Linked DNA regions of Mus musculus: region 2 is linked to region 1. The links are chromatin loops, found by intact Hi-C in ENCODE. Cell type or tissue: heart. All regions are shown on one strand.

Region 1 (8,000 bases):
GCAAGAGGCTCGGCCATGGATGTTAGTCCGCATGGGCAGAGTGGTCCCTTCCACAGCTGGGGTTCGGGGGCAGCCTGGGTACATGGACAACTGTTCTATCTCCCATAGCTTTCAGAGGAGAGGCAAAGCCAGGGGGTGTACAAGGTGGACAGAATGTTGTCACCTGTCTTCCTCCAGTGCTTTGGGATTAGTCTTTGTCACTTGTTTACCCTCCTTCTCAGAGTCCCAACTGTCCTCAGGGTCATTACAGAAAATTCCATCCCACATCCATTTAAGTTTCAAGCAGCGAAGCGTCTCCAGCCTCCGTGAGGAAATTATTCCGCAGCCCCGTTGTCCAGGAAACTTGTGTGTGGAGCCTTCATGCTTTTCCTTTTTAAAATCTCTCCCCATTCCTTCATTATGCCCCTTGTAGCAAACACCACACTCGCCCCCTCCCAGGCCCTCTCACTGTTCCCGCTCTGCAAACCTCATCCGCAAGCCCCTGGTCGCCGCCACTTAGCAGAGCAGCATGGACTTAGCTCCTTTAATCTTCTCTGGTAAATTAATCCCCCAAGCGCCTTCATTACTTATGTTGCTCTTCCCCGAATTCCCTTCAATTTGCCTTTGCAGCGCTCTGAGCCCGGCACCAAACAAGATGGCTCACACGGCCAGGCTGCTGGCCTAGGGCATGCTGCTGTGGAATTTTGCACCCCTCCCCCTCTGAGCCCCCCAAAGTTCTCCTCTGCCTTCAGTGCTCTCCTGTGTCCACTGCGCCCAGTGGATAGTGACCTCACCCTCCCCTAACACACCCTGAGGCCTTACTGTGGGAAGAGCCCAGGAGCCCTTTAAGAAGGAGGGGCCCCTCTCCTGAAAATCGAAGCAAAAATTGGTGTGATATGCAGCGTGCTCTGGAACAAGGGGCTGTAGTCTCATCGTAGTTTACATATGTATGATTTGGGTCTTGTGTAGCCCAGGCTGGACTTGAGCTTTCTGGGTAGCTGATGCTTGAGCCAGTCCTCTGTCCCCCTGCCTCAGGTGCTGTGATTACAGCTGTGCACTGCCACCCCTCAGCTCGGGGCTTAAGGTGGAGGGTAGTTTTTGAGATAAGTTCATTAGGTCACTGCTTGCTGAAGAAGTGACAGTCTAGTCACTGTCCTGTCATTCTGTCAATAGGGAAACCCACAGCCAAAGGGGGCCATCTCCACCACAGTCCATACATAGCTTTATAGTAGCAAGACCCAGATGTGGGCTGGGCTGTATAGATGGGTGGTAGAGCATAAGGCTCTGTGTGTGTGTGTGTGTGTGTGTGTGTGTGTGTGTATACACGTGTACATGTATACTGACATGCACGTCATCTAACATGCATGTCATCTAAAGGTGAGGGCCCTACATCTGTACATTTTGTATCTGTATACAGTCAGCCTCCACCAGAGTCCACAGGTACAATTCCTCCTGTTCTGATAATGGACACGCATTGCCCTGGGCTCTGTAGTAGCCACCTTGGTCCCTGAGTCTCAGGCCATCTGTGGGGGACTATTTCAAAGCCCCCCTTCTTTCTCCTACCTCAGATAATCAGCTAGCCGCACTCCCCACCCCGCGATACCATGCTGAAGAAACATGGTAGCTGTTGAGTAGGGCCAGGAGGGCTGCGCAGGCCCCAGCCTCCCACTCTCCCCTTGCTGCTTTCAGGTCTCCACTTGTCCACCTCTGAGAAGATCTTCCGCTTCCAGGACACAGGGCTGCTCCTGTGGGTGCTTGGGAGCCTCCTCCTCGGTGGGATTCTGGCCTTCGGTTTGGGCTTCTCCGAGTTCCTCCTGGTCTCCAGAACGTCAAGCCTCACACTCTCCATCGCTGGCATCTTTAAGGTACACACTGGGCAGCCACCCCAGACCTGCCCTGGAAGGAGCCCCCTGAGGGATGCAGGATGTGATGTCATTGTCCCCTGTGGAGCTGAGCCAGTGTCACTTCTCACCAGCACGTAGCTCTGAGGACGCAGGCCAGGCCTCACACCGCCAGGCCTGCAGTGGGCCTACCTTGGGCCTGACTGGCAGCTTGAGTTACATGGCAGTAGCCTGGAGCACTGAATGCTGATCTGTGCAGAGTCCCAGCACTGAGGGCTGGGTGCACAGGTCATGTCTATGGAGGAGCCTGGTCAGGTAGACCCCATGCCGGAGCAGTGACACCCAAAGCAAACATTTGGGTGTTAAGCATCTTCTAGCTCTGATGAGGAGAGACCTGTCTTAACGCCATGCTGAGAGCTGTCCATCTGTGGGTGCCTAGCAACAGCCGACTCCCTTACTGTTGGGGGCACGTGTGCCGCAGTCTGGGGGTTGGTTGGCATTCAGTTTTTGCTGAGAGGCATGCATCTCAGTAACAACAGGTCTGCAGGCTGGTGGTCTGGGTACAGAGGTCCCCACCTCTGCCTGTCACACCAAGTGGTCTGGCTTTGGCCTCAGTGTACACAGAGCCCCGCCTTCCTGGCCACAGAGTCAGCTTCTGACCCATGGTCTGCCTTTACCCACAGGAAGTCTGCACCCTGCTGTTGGCAGCTCACCTGCTGGGCGACCAGATCAGCCTCCTGAACTGGCTGGGCTTTGCCCTCTGCCTCTCTGGCATCTCCCTGCATGTGGCCCTCAAGGCTCTACATTCCAGAGGTACTGTGGCCTCCTCCCCATGGCTTAGTGTTACTGACTGCCCCTCCCACCATCTAGCCACCAATTGCCAGCTGTTGCTGTAGCTCATGTGCCAGGTGGTGCTACCACCCTGGGAGGATATAAGGGCCATCCCCAGAGAAGTTTACTAGGTCAGTAACTGTGACGTGTCTACCCCAAGGTGATGGTGGCCCCAAGCCCCTGAAGAGCCTGGGCTCCAGCGCTGACCTGGAACTGCTGCTCCGGAGTAGCCAGCAGGAGGAAGAGGACGGGGAAGAGGAATATTTTGTGACCCAGGGACAACAGTGACCAGCCCAGGAGCAGCAAAGCAGGCCACTCTGTGGTCATCCCTGCTGGCAGATCTTGGCCAGGTCCAGCAGCCCAGCCGGTTTCTCAGAGCCGCTGCAAGTGGTGGCCTCAGAGCTTCCTGCAAGGACTCTGAGCCTCCGGCTCTTCCCTGTGGAGCTTGGTCCCAAAAAGCGAATGCCAGGCTCACATAGGACCTGAGCTGTCAGTGAAGGGAGCCAGTGGCCTGTCTCCACCATTGTTCTGGTTCTGAGAGCCAAGGTGAACGTGAGAGATGAGGTAGTCTCTCAGATTCGGACTGTGGGGTATCAGGAAAGGAGTCATGGAGAGACTAGGCCTCATCACCTGGACTGCAGCTTCCTCAGAGAGTAGATTTATTTATAGTTGAAATAATGATTTCCTCTCCACAGCCCAGTGTTGCCTAAGGCATGAGAGCAGGGAGAGCCCTGGGGCCTGGCCTCTCCTCCGTTCCCTGCCTGGGGCCTTGTCCTCCGCTCCGCCTTCTGTAGCCCATGCTCCTGTTTGTGCCCCAGGCCCCATCCTTGGGGCCACACCATGGACCCACCGCAGGAAATAAATGAGTGTTTGCTCAGTACCAGCCTCTGGAGACTACCAGTGCCTCAGCCCAGATTTGCATTCCGGCTCTGCCTTGTACTGTGTGACCTTAAGCGGATAACTTAGTTTCTCTGTGCTGTAGGTTGTGTGTCTGCTTTTTAAAGGCGTAATCCCTTTTTAAAAAGGGAATAATGTCTAGCTCAGGCTTTCTGGAAAATGTTACAGATTCAGTGTTATATATTCTTAAAGTACTGTCAAGAACCAAGAGACCAAGACTTAGAAAAAGAAGAATTTACCGGCTCTGGGCCAACTTGTGCCCTTCTCTAAGGTCATGCCACAGGGCTGAGCCCTCTTGTGGCCTGACACCGTCCTCGGGGCTGGTTCTCCTCTGCCTTGGCCCAGGTGCTGCTGGCCCAGGAGGCTTGACCGGAGACGTGCTTCAGGCACTCACAGCAGGTGGCGCCATTTGCCTACACTGTGGTTCCAGCCCTGCCTGCTGCCACCCCTGCCCAAACCCTGGCAGCAGAGGGTGCCTGACTGTGCGGTGATGTCTGTGTGGCTTTGGGCAAAGACCCAGGAGGGGCTCTGAGTGGAATTGGAGCGACTCGAGCTGCATTGGCTATGCCCAGAACATGAGCCGGACTCCAAACTTGTAGAGGGGACAAATAGTAAATATTTCCATTGAGGGCCATATGGTGTCTGTTGCAACTTGAAGCAGGAAAGAAGCCTTGCATGGCACAGACACAAAGGGGGTGTGGCTACATCCCAGTAAAATCTGGTTTCCAAAATGAGTTCTTGCCCACCCCTGCTGTAGAGGGATCCCTGTGAGTTTAGAGTCTGGCGGGGAGACTGAGGCCCAGGAGCAGCCAACCTCAAAGGGACTGGAACTATGATCAGCTTTGAGACCTGATTCCCTGCCAACCCCCACACTCCAGAGAGCTACCTTATCCGGCCCCTGCCTGTCTTGGGTTCTGCGAGCTCAGAGGGCAGGATTATAGAATGCTCTTGTTCCAACTCAATGATGTGGGAAGAGACAGGCCAGGAGGGGCTGAGGTGGCTGCCTATGAGGGAGAGAGCCGCACACAGCCCGCTGGCTCAGGTGGATGAGAGCTTCCTGTCTGCTCTGCCCCGCCCCCCTCTCCAGGACACAATCTGGCACTGCTGTCTGGTGCAGTAATTACAGGGTGCGGAGTGGGTCCTCACCGCTCACATGTTGGGTTCAATGACAGCCCCTCACTTAGCAGCAATTACCAGCCAGGCCTAGAGGAGGCCTCCCTTTCCTCCTCCCCCACCCGGCCCACCCAGTTGCCTGGCCTCCTGGTCTAGACTGTCCACCCTCAGCCCTGAGCCCTCCAACCACCCATGCTGTCTGCAGCCACTGCATCTTGGGGGCTGCAGCATCACCATGGCAACTCAGCGTTTGCCCAGGTTGAAGGAAGCTGAGGATGTGACTGGTCTCTCTGAGGCTGTACAGTTGTCCCCAGCTCCAGGGCTGCTGCAGCAGCGGAAGGGGGGCGGAGGGGGGGGGTTGACCTAGGTCTGGGTTTTAAGTGCTTATGTGCCCACCACCTCTCCCAGGAGCCCACAGTGGGAGGAAGGTTAATGACCCCAATATACTAGGACGTTTGTGGTTGGTGTGCTGACAAGAACAAGCCAGGGGTTTGCTGAGAGCCTGGTATACCTGCATCTTTAATTCTGGTACCCTCTCTACCCTTGGGGCTCAGGGGATCATCTCCATCTGTTTTTTCCTGTGCTGTAAAGATCCCGGTGGCCTGAGAGGAGTTGCCTGGAGCCAGGAGAATTTGCCCCATGGTACCTGCCAGCATCCTATTGCAAAAGCCCTGAGGATGGAGGATCCTGGATCATCCTTCCAGGGGAAGCCATCCAGGGAGTGTTGGCCACGTGGCAGACAGCTGCACTTGAAGGCAGAGTCCTTTGTCCTAGCCCAGGGAAAGCGAGCAGGGGTGGGGAGGACAGGGGCCACTCTCTGACCCTCCATATAAGTTATTTAATGCCAGGTGGCCCGGTCCAGCTAGAATTTGTGGACCTATTTCAACTTGGCTGAGGAAACGAACCTCACAGAGGCCGAGGATCTAGACGTCCTCCATTTTTCTCTGCCCCAGTGGGCATGTTGCTGATTACACACACACACCCACCCCACACATACCCAAGTCTGTTTCTTTACCCATAAATGGGATAGCGCTATCTCCTGAGCAACTGTGGAGACAGAGAGATGTATGGAAATCCACTCACAGTGCTGGACACACAGTTATTAGCAGTCGGTATCCAGATTGAGGAAGCCACAACCTACCCAGGTGACAAGGAAGAGGAGTCCCCACATTTAGGGGTTACAGCCAAGAGCCTCTTAACGGGTGTTCCTTTCATGGAGGAATTTCCAGGAGTGGAGTGATGGCACTGTAGGCAAAAAAAAAAAAAGTGCTTGCCACTAAGCCAGAAACTTGAGTTTGATCCCTGGGCCCCACATGGAGGAAGGAGACAGCATCTCCACAGATTGTCCTCTGACTACCATAGTGTGGGGCATTACTCATACATACCCCTCCCTAAGTGCTATAAAAATGGGATTTTTTGTTTGTTTGTTTGTTTGTTTTAAGTGTGAATAGTGCTAGTTGTAATTTTGAAATAATTTGTTCAGTAAAACAGGCAGGTTCCCATCCCCCACTGCCAGCCATGAGTTGCCAGTCCAACCTCTGCCTGCCCGCTAGCCACACAGCCCTGACATCAGCCAGGCCCCTTCCCCCAGCATCAGAGCAACCAATGAGCTTGCCTGCTGTTCCCATGGTTATTTACAGTTTCGTTGGCAACTCCAGGCCCTGGCATCTGGTGGCAGGGCCATCCCTTTCTCTTAGTGTCTGAGAAGATCTCTCCTGCTGGGGACCAGGAAACCCATCAGAATGCATTCAGGAAATGCTTCTGGGGCGTCAGCAGGCGCCTGCCTGGTTAAAGCCTTGGGGATCATGGGAATCATTAAACACAGTGGCCCCTCTGGGGAGCCCATGGAGAGACATGGAAGTCTACTAGAAAGTGGCCCTGGGAGAGAGAGAAGAGCCACTTGCAAACTAGCAAGGCAGTCCTGGGGTGCAAGTGCTAGAGCTGAGGGCCCATCAGTTACCTGGAGGGAGGAGAGGCACCAACTTTTCCTGCTGAAACTCTGTCACTGCAGTGGGCATGGCAGCAGAAAGAGGCATCTCTCCCAGTAGGCAATTGTCTTCAAATCAAGACAGTCCCCCACTGTATCATGATGTCCCCGTCCTCAGGACAACAACCAAGCCCCAAGGCCATCGGGGATCTCTGCAGGGTCTGCCGAGAAGATCACACACAGTCTGGCATGTATGTGCACATGTGTATTCTCCTGAGGAACAGCTTTTACCTCCTAAAAAGTTAGGAACTGCTAATCTAAGGAAAGACCTGCCCAGAATTTCAGTGGGCTCAGAGATACACACTGAAGGCATTCGGGAAATATGAGGGCTAGATGGCTGGGTGGTTGGCTGCATAGACAGATGGGGAGGGGTGAGATGGGAGTGTGGGTGGGTGGATGAGTGATATAGATGGGTGGGTGGGTAAATGATTGAGTAGATGAATGGACAGATGAGGAAATGGGTAAGTGGGTTAATGAATAATTGGGTGGGTGGATAAATAGATTCATGGATGGATGGATAGATGATAGATAGATAGATAGATAGATAGATAGATAGATAGATAGATAGATAGATCCACATATAGATAGGCAAGTGGGTAGATGAGAAAATGAATAAGCACATGGATGGATGGATGGATGGATGGATGGATGGATGGATGGAGAGATGATGGATGATGGATGGATAAATAGCTGGATACACACAAGAATAGATGGATAGATGATACATTCATACATATAAACATACATAGGCAAGTTGGTAGATAAGAGAATTAATAAGTACATGGATGGATAGATGGATGGATGGATAGATGGATGGATGGAGAGATGATGGATGGATAAATAGCCGGATACACACAAGAATGGATGGATAGATGATACATTAAGTACATGGATGGGTGGATAGATGGATGGATGGATCAGTGGGTAGGTGAATGCATAATGAGTGCATGGATATATATGTGTGTGTGTGTGTGTGTGTGTGTGTGTGTGTGTGTGTGTGTATATATATATATATATATGGATGCAGATGGATAGATAGGTACTTGGTGAGGAGATAAGCAGACAGTGATAGGATAGGAGACACAAAAGGGCACAAGCAGTTGCCTGGGCCCATGTGGGTCAGGAAGAGCCACTTGAGAAAGACCTGGCCTTGTGAACTTAGTCCTCAGGACAACATAGGAGCTTCCTGAGGCACAAGGAAAAAACATGGCACACAAGGGCAGAGCAGACATGAAGGCACAGAGGTTGGGTGGTGTCAGGAAGGTGTTTGGCCTTTCAGATCAAGCTCACGGTGGCTAGGTGGATACCTTTCTGGTGCATACCAGAAAGGGGGTGGGGAGTAACTGGCTTGC
Region 2 (8,000 bases), 350 kb after region 1:
CAGGCCTATGAGGGCCATTCTCTTTCAAACACTCATGTAATATTATTGACACTTTTTCCCCCCGAGTGGGTATAGTAGATCTCTGAGTGCAGAATAAAGGTGTGCCCTCAAAAAGGAATTCAGAGCTGTTACTTTCCCCACTCATGGCTAAGAACCCACAAGAGTTTCTCAGCACAGAGAAGCGCCATCCTCAAGCCCCAGATAGACAGACGGACAGACGGTTGAAAGACACAACCTCCGGGGCAGTCACCAGGACAGGATGCCGAGTCCAGAAGCAGACGGATTGTACCTGGGAGTTTGGTAAATGCTGGACGCAAAGGGGACTACAGATTATGGTGGTAAGCCAGCCGGCTGGTCAGTCACTTGGAAGAAATGAAGCTACATCTTCCTTGTTCCCGTTACCTCAACGAGAAGCCTTATTTTAGGGAAAGTCCTCTAGAGAGAAGAAGTATGAATTGTTTTTCTTTTATGATCTTGAGGTAGGAACTGCTTTTAAGCCCCACTTACTGCATCCTCTCGGTCTCTGGGCTTTGTGCTAGGGATGTGGGTGGGGGCCCGGGGCCCCCAGAGGCTCACTAATGTTCTAGGAGCACTGACCTAGAATACCGGCTTTCCATTTTTAAGACTGCATTGAGTAACCAGGTTCGGTGGCTCACGCCAGTCTTCCCAGTCCTCAGCAAACTGGGGAAAGAGGATTGCTTCGAATTCCCAAGCAGCCTGGGCTACATAATATAGCCCTATCTCAAAACGTTGTTTTGGCTGTTAAAAATCATTTTAAAGTCCTTTGCTCTTTAATCATCCATGGATGGGAAGAACATTCAAATGTACAGTACAAAACCCCCAAACCACTAAGAGCCTAACACCTGGCTTACAACCATCTGTAATGAATTTGATGCCCTCTTCTGATGTGTCTGAAGTCAGTTACAGTGTACTCATATACATAAAATAAATACATAATTTTTAAAAAGAGAGAGAGTTAGAGGCCAGCCTTGGCTACACAGTGAAATCCTGTGTTAAAAAACCCCAAAACCAAAACCCCAAAACAAATATTGTGCTTGTGTAGTGTTGCGAAGGCCCTGCCTGGATTCAATCCCCATCAATAGTTCCTGCCCCACTGGCACAGAATGTTCTGGAAGAAGGGGATTGCTGCTTGATGCATATGAGCCTTACGTTTTTGTTTTGTCTTAGGTGTGTGTACATGTGTGCATGTGTGCCCCTGTTCATGTGCAGAAGTCAGAAGAAGGAATCCGGTGTCCTGTTCCTTTGATGCAACTTCCCTTAAATTTAGCCAGATCTTGAGTTTTCTTTTCTAGACTAGAAGCCAGAAAGCCCCAGTGGTCCTTTTGTATCTGGAAGTCACAAACGAAAGGCGACTGTGCACTTCTCTGTTGTTTCGTGCCCTCTCCCCATCTGAGGTGCTCACATGTGCGTGTTTTAATTGCCCTCTGTGCTATCACATTGTTTAGGACTTGTTAGCCCTTATACAAACAGCACTGCTCTGCATTGGAGTTCAGATCCTGGCAGGTTCAACCTTGGACCTCAACCTTTGATGGGGTCTCCCCCCTGGCTCTCTGCCATCTCTGCCCTCTTCAAGGCTGAGCCATGTTCACAGCTGGAGTCACAGACTCTGAGATGTCCCACACACGGTTCCAGGAACTCCAGAAGGCCCAACTCTAACAGCCTCAGGTATGCCTCTAGCACTCCACAGGACACTGTCGGGGTCCATCCTCTTGAGAGTGGAGGATAACTCTCCCCCACTGGCTGCTCTTGTGTAGAGCAGGAGGCAGAAGACAGAGATGAAGCCATACAGTGTCCATACACTGGAGGTATTGGAGTGCTCTTTTTACAGCCTTTCCTTCTCCCCTCCGCTCTCAATGCTGTGCACATGCGGGCTGGTTTTATGTCAACTTGACACAAGCTAGAGTCATTAGAGAGGAGGGAGCCTTAATTGAGAAAAACTGCCTCCGTAAGATTGGCTATAGGTAAACCTGTAGGGCATTTTCTCAATTAGCGATTGATGTGGAAGGACCCAGTCTATTCTGAATGGGGGAGGCACCCCTGGGCTGGTGGTCCTGGATTCTACAGGAAAGCAGACTGAGGAAGCCAGTAAGCAACACTCCATGACCTGTGCATCAGCTCCTGCCTCCAGGCTCCTGCCCTGGTTGAGTTCCTGTCTTGACTTCCTTTGATGATGAAGAGTGATGTGGAAGTCAAATAAGCCCTTTCCTCCCCAAGCTGGTTTGATCGTGGTGCTTCGCCTCAGCATCTGTAACACGGAGGCTCTCGCACCAAGCTTGAGATGGCATTAGTTTTTTAACATTACCGTTTTGAGTGCTGTGTTCATATCTTTTGATGTTCATTCCCTTGCAATGTCTCATTGAAATTTTGGAGTTTCCGATTCCCAGTCTATACCCAAAAGAGTCCGATAACCGCACAGAGGGCCTAGAAGGTGTATGCAAGGCAACCCGACAGACCGTAGGGGAATGCAGGGTACTTACCACCCTACGTGGCAGGGGAGTAGAGACTGAAGAAAATACATCAAGATTAACAGCTGGGTGTGGTGGTGCACGCCTTTAATCCCAGCACTCGGGAGGCAGAGGCAGGCGGATTTCTGAGTTCGAGGCCAGCCTGGTCTACAAAGTGAGTTCCAGGACAGCCAGGGCTACACAGAGAAACCCTGTCTCAAAAAAACAAAATAAAACAAAAAAAGATGAACAAACTTCTGGTGAGATGGCTCAGCTGGTCAAGACCTTGTCAGCAAGCATGGTCAGAAGAGAAAAAGAAAGATCTGACCTCCACAGCACACAGTGACACACACACACACACACACACACACACACACACACACACACACACGTGATTGGAGGCGGGTGCTTTTTGAGACAGGGTTTCTCTGTGTAGCCCTGGCTGTCCTGGAACTCACTCTGTAGACCAGGCTGGCCTTGAACTCACAGAGATCTGCCTGCCTCTGCCTCCCAAGTGCTAGGATTAAAGGCATGCACAACCATGCCTGGAAAAAATTATATATATATTTCATCAACACATTAAAGAAGCCATTTGGCCTAGGAAGAATGGAAGCCCTCCCCTAACGTGGGCTACATACAGTGAATAGATTCGCAGCCCGGCAAATTTGAGCATATGCTTGCCTCTCCAGCTCACTAGCTTGTCCACTCCCTTTCTCAGGAGTGCCCTCTTTTTGAAACTCTATTTGCTGGCAGCTTTTTAAAATAGAAAGTATGTGTGTAATGTATTTATCTGAGTTTATACCCATGGGTGGAGTGCATGTGGAAGCCAGGGGAGGCATTAGGTCCTCTGGAGCCTGCTGTGAGCCCACGGCTGAAATCTAAGGTCGCTATGAGCCCTATGCACTCCACTGCTCAGCTGTTTCTCTAGCTTTCCCCTTTTAAATAAACAGCTCTATTCCTATATCTGACCATGAATTTCTGGCCCAATCTTTTGCCCCGGGATGCATGAAACCTGTGCGAGTGCCTTGCCGCTCAGACCCAAGCCTGTATCACCCTGACTTTGCACTGGCTACCTACTCTCAGCTGGCACTTTCCAGTGCTCACAGGACCCATAGGCTGGACCTACACCAGGTCTCCAGGCAGAGTCAGCGGGCTCCCCCTGCTGTAAGGCTAGGGAAGTGAGCAGACAGACCTGGCATCCCTCCATGAGATCTGCCTCTAGGGCTCATTTAAGCCCTACTCCACTGAGACATGAATAATTGCCTTCCCTCCTGGATCCAAAACCGTAACACAGATATTCTAATGGCTCCCATTTCTGGATCCCTTGTTAGGGATGGCGAGGACTCTGCTAGACTCAGACTGTCCACTAATCACTCTATGACCTCTGGCAAGACACTGGACCTCTGGGTGACTCAATTTCGGGAACAAAATAGAAACAGTCTATCACCCAGTTCAGAGGCCTGCTTTGAGGATAAGAGGTAAAGTGTAAACTGCTGAAAGCGTACCCAGCACGCAGCCAGGATTAGTCCCTGTGAGGTGCCAGACCTGGAGCTAATGAGTGCTGCTGCGGAGGGCTACAGGCTACATTCTTTTAATTTACTTATTTAACTTAAGAATACTCTACTTAGCCGGGTGTGGTGGCACACACCTTTAATCCCAGCACTCAGGAGGCACAGGCAGGCAGATTTTTGAGTTTGAGGCCAGCTTGGTCTACAAAGTGAGTTCCAGGACAGTCAGGGCTATACAGAGAAACCCTGTCTAGAAAAACAAAACAAAACAAAACAAAACAAAACAAAACAAAACAAAACAAAACAGAATACTTTACTTGTATGCATGCCTGTGCCCCATGTGGCTGCCTGGGGGCTACCAAGGGCAGAAGAAGACATCAGATCCCCTGGAACTGGAGTTAGAGATGGTAGTGAACTGGTCAGATGGGTGCTAGGAATCAAACCCAAAACAGCAGCCAGTGCTCTTGACCACTAAGCCATCTCTCCAGAACCTAGCCAACCTTCTTTCTCTTGATTGTAGCATCTAATGTCACAGCTCAATGGAGCAGAGGGACTTATGTTAACCCCTACTTTACCAGAGAGGAAACAGGCACAGAGAGACTAAGCCAATCAAGGTGACAGGGCTTGCCTTGAGCCCAGGCAAATAAATGTACCAGCAGCCACTCCTTAGCCACTGTGTCCCCAAGTGCTCATGAGACAGGCAGTGGCCAATATCTGAATGGGGAAAAGAAAGCTCAGACAGGAGACATGACTTAGGTCACAGAGCTAATTAGCACTGGAGCCTGGCCTGGACTTGACCCAGTTCTGTCTCCCCACATTGTCTCGTGTAATGCCATGACAACCGAGCAGGAGTGATGGCCCTGCGTGTGACACATGAGGACACTGACCTGAGAGGTTGACCCTCTCAGAGCCACATGACCAGAATGCAGGGAGCTTTGTGTTGAAGGTAGACGCTGGAGTTGGGGCCCAGTGCATCCTTGGTGCCTTGCTGAAGTTCCCTGCACTATCTTGTCTTTGTGACTATCCACCCTGGCTCCAAGGTAATGCCACTTGCTTCCAGGCCAGAGAGCAGCTGTCAAAGGCCCCGTGCCATGCTGCCGCTCAGCCTGGCCTCGACATCCATCCTCCTGTTTTATCCACTTTTGTGTTGCTGTGATAAAACACTCCGAGAAAAGCAACTTGACTTTCATTATGGCTCAGTCTGAGATATAGTCAATCCTGGGACGTGGGGAGCCAAGGCAGCAAAAATCTGGAACAACTGGTCACATTGCATGCAGTTAGGAAGAAGAAGGGAGTGGATGCTTTTGTTCAGTCACCTTCTTCCTCTGTATGAAGTTCAAGGCCTTGTCCAGACAATGGTACTGTCCACCTCACCAGGACAATCCCTTGCAGGCATGCCCAGACCTCCTTACCAGGCAGCTTGCCTCCTGTCGGGTTGATAGTGTTAAGTCACCGATAGCCTCTGGAGGCAGCTTGTACGAGGCCCCAGGTGCTGGAGGACAGAGAGGGTCCCGAATGCAGATCACCTTTGCACAGCCTCAGTGAGCATGCCCTTCTCAGAGCTCTTCATTTGTCTCTGGCACAGTATGTTCAGCATCTGTCACACAACTTCATGTGTCACCACAGGTCCAGAAGTTCCCACCTTCACTTCCAAGGTGGTCTCCTGAACCGTGTAACACTGCAGGACTGGGCTGATATTCTGTGGTATCTGGGGCAGAATAGATGGTCCCGAAGCACTGGGCAGAATAATGTCACCATGTCACTAACTCAGTCCTTGTTTGGTGACTCAGTGGAGATGGGTTAGACCCCCCACTCTGCCAGTGTCTGGAGCTACTGCAAAGCAGACATGGTCCAGGCTCCCTGTTCAGCAGTGAGATGTTACTCTGTGTAGTTACCGAGCAAATGGGAGCCCCATATGTTCATCACTTAACTTTTGCAGATGCCATCTGATACATTAATGTCATCCTAAGGGTTAGAAGTAAGGGGGCAGAGGGGACGTCAGGAGACCCCCCCCCCCCCGCCGCCCCACCCCAGTGTGGAGCCTGGCTCAACCACAGAGCCCAGGACTCAGCTCTTAGCTGCTGCACTCCTGACTTCAGCTCCTCGGGGTTACAGCTGCTGTTTCCATGACAACATGAGTGAGGGCTACCCTGGGTCAGGCTGTGTATTAAGTGCAGCTCCTGGTTTGGTGTGATTTTCTTGGAGTACTCTCTACCAGGTCATGCTACTGAGAGCTGATTCATACAGCAATTCGTTTCCAGCCCGAGAATGTAGCTCAGAGTGCTTGCCTAGCCTGCATGGAACCCTGGGCTTTTTTTTTTTTTCGAGACAGGGTTTCTCTGTATAACCCTGGCAGTCTTGGAACTCGCTTTGTAGACCAGGCTGGCCTCGAACTCAGAAATCCGCCTGCCTCTGCCTCCCGGGTGCTGGGATTAAAGGCGTGTGCCACCACGCCCGGCTGAGCCCTGGGCTTTTGAGAGCACCACATAAAACCAAGTGTTGTGCCACAGGCTTACAATCCCAGAACTCGGAAGGCACAACCAAGTTTAAGGTCGGGCTGGCAAGATGGGTACGAGCACTGACTATTCTTCTGAAGGTCCTGAGTTCAAATCCCAGCAACCACATGATGGCTCACAACCACCCATAATGATATCTGACGCCCTCTTCTGGTGTATCTGAAGACAGCTACATCATACTTAAGTATAATAAAAAATAAATCTTTGGGCTGGAGTAAGCAGGACCGGCCAGAGCGAGCAGAGGTCCTAAATACAATTCTCAAAAACCACATGAAGGCTCACAACCATTACTCACATATTAAAAATAATAAATAATTTTTTTTTAAGTTCAAGGTCATCCTTAGCTTTGTAAGGAACTCAAGATCACCAGCCTGGGCTTCCTGAGACACTGTCTCAACAACAAACTCTGGGGAACAGAGAAATAAAGCAGGCCCAGGTCTAGCTCAGTCTGCTGGAGACACTGGAGGGTCACTGGCAGTGTCACAGTATGGCACAAACTATGACAGAGTCACATAGAGGGCATCAAGGGAACATATAATATAATCCATTTATTATATTCAGTCAACTACAGAGAAACTCCAGTTCTGGGCCAAGGCTATATTCGTATAAACAGGTGTCTCGTGTCTCCTGAGACTACAAACGTCACTAAATGTTGAGGACACCCAAGGCAAGAGACAAAATAAAGAGACAAATACAGGCCTTGCCTCTGTCACCTGTCTTCTTGCTATCAGGAGACATGTTTGCCGCTGTGTCACCTGCTGCCTTGAGGAATTGCCATCAAATACAAAACTCTTCAACCTCAGCCCCATTTCTGATCCTGAGGCCCCTTCTCCACAAGCCCACCTCCCTCCAATGCTCAAAGACTCAGGAGAAACCAAAAGAAGCCTTCATTTCACACCACGGGGAGTCGACCCTAGGGACTCATTATCCCCTGTAGGAGTGTAGTTTGGGGCTATAAATAGGTCTTTAACAACAGGTTTAATGCAACCCTAGTGGCCTGCAGAGAAGCTAGGAGTGACTAGCTACAGTACGCCTCAGCTCTGTGGTGTCTAGGGCAATGGTACGGCACCGAAGAGAGTGAGGAGATGGTCAGGACTCCACGGGTGAACTCCCACGTGCACAACTCCAGCCACCTTGCAAGCCCTGGGCCAGTTTCCTACGGCGTTACAGCGACGTGAGAAGTATCTAGTGACCTGTGATTGCAGCCCCTGGTGCACCTGCAGCCCCTGGTACCTGGGGAGGACTCAGTAAACACCTGTTGCAACAGCACAAGCGTCCCCTGCGGAGGATCCGGCCTGGAGTCACAGCCACTTCCACTAGACCAGATGTTGCGTGCCTTTTTCTGGGAGACATGAACCTACATCTGTTCACCCCGATATGGACAGCAGACCAAAGGAATAGTTCTGCTCAAGTCTATCTTGGTGAACTAAGTTCACTGAGTTTATTGGGGTAGCTATGGGCAACTCAAAGGCAGTTGTATCCCAAAAGCCCACCGGAGTATATACATGATT

What was found. A loop is a pair of places that touch in the nucleus more often than their neighbours do. Peaks named below come from ENCODE experiments on the same cell type or tissue, not always from the same donor. Only the 100,000 strongest peaks of a DNase experiment are listed, where the experiment ranks them.
Region 2: a loop joins it to region 1, with 2.4 times the contacts of the local background. A loop is called at or near these places in 2 of 42 quality-filtered maps.

The regions. Positions count from the first base shown.
Region 1 is chr2:165,272,085-165,280,084 of GRCm38, reverse strand. Slc35c2 (solute carrier family 35, member C2) reads left to right here. Exons shown (of 10, transcript NM_144893.2): 8 at 1,669-1,844; 9 at 2,504-2,633; 10 at 2,812-3,563. The coding sequence ends at 2,939. Among named protein-coding and RNA genes, the nearest start is that of Slc35c2, 12 kb to the left of the region's middle. In heart, a CTCF peak has its summit at 3,952 (motif pointing right); a DNase peak (open chromatin) is centred at 3,982; H3K27me3 peaks cover 790 bases.
Region 2 is chr2:164,920,283-164,928,282 of GRCm38, reverse strand. No RefSeq gene overlaps it. Among named protein-coding and RNA genes, the nearest start is that of Zfp335, 13 kb to the right of the region's middle. In heart, no CTCF peak of the experiment used is centred here; a DNase peak (open chromatin) is centred at 3,622; H3K27me3 peaks cover 607 bases.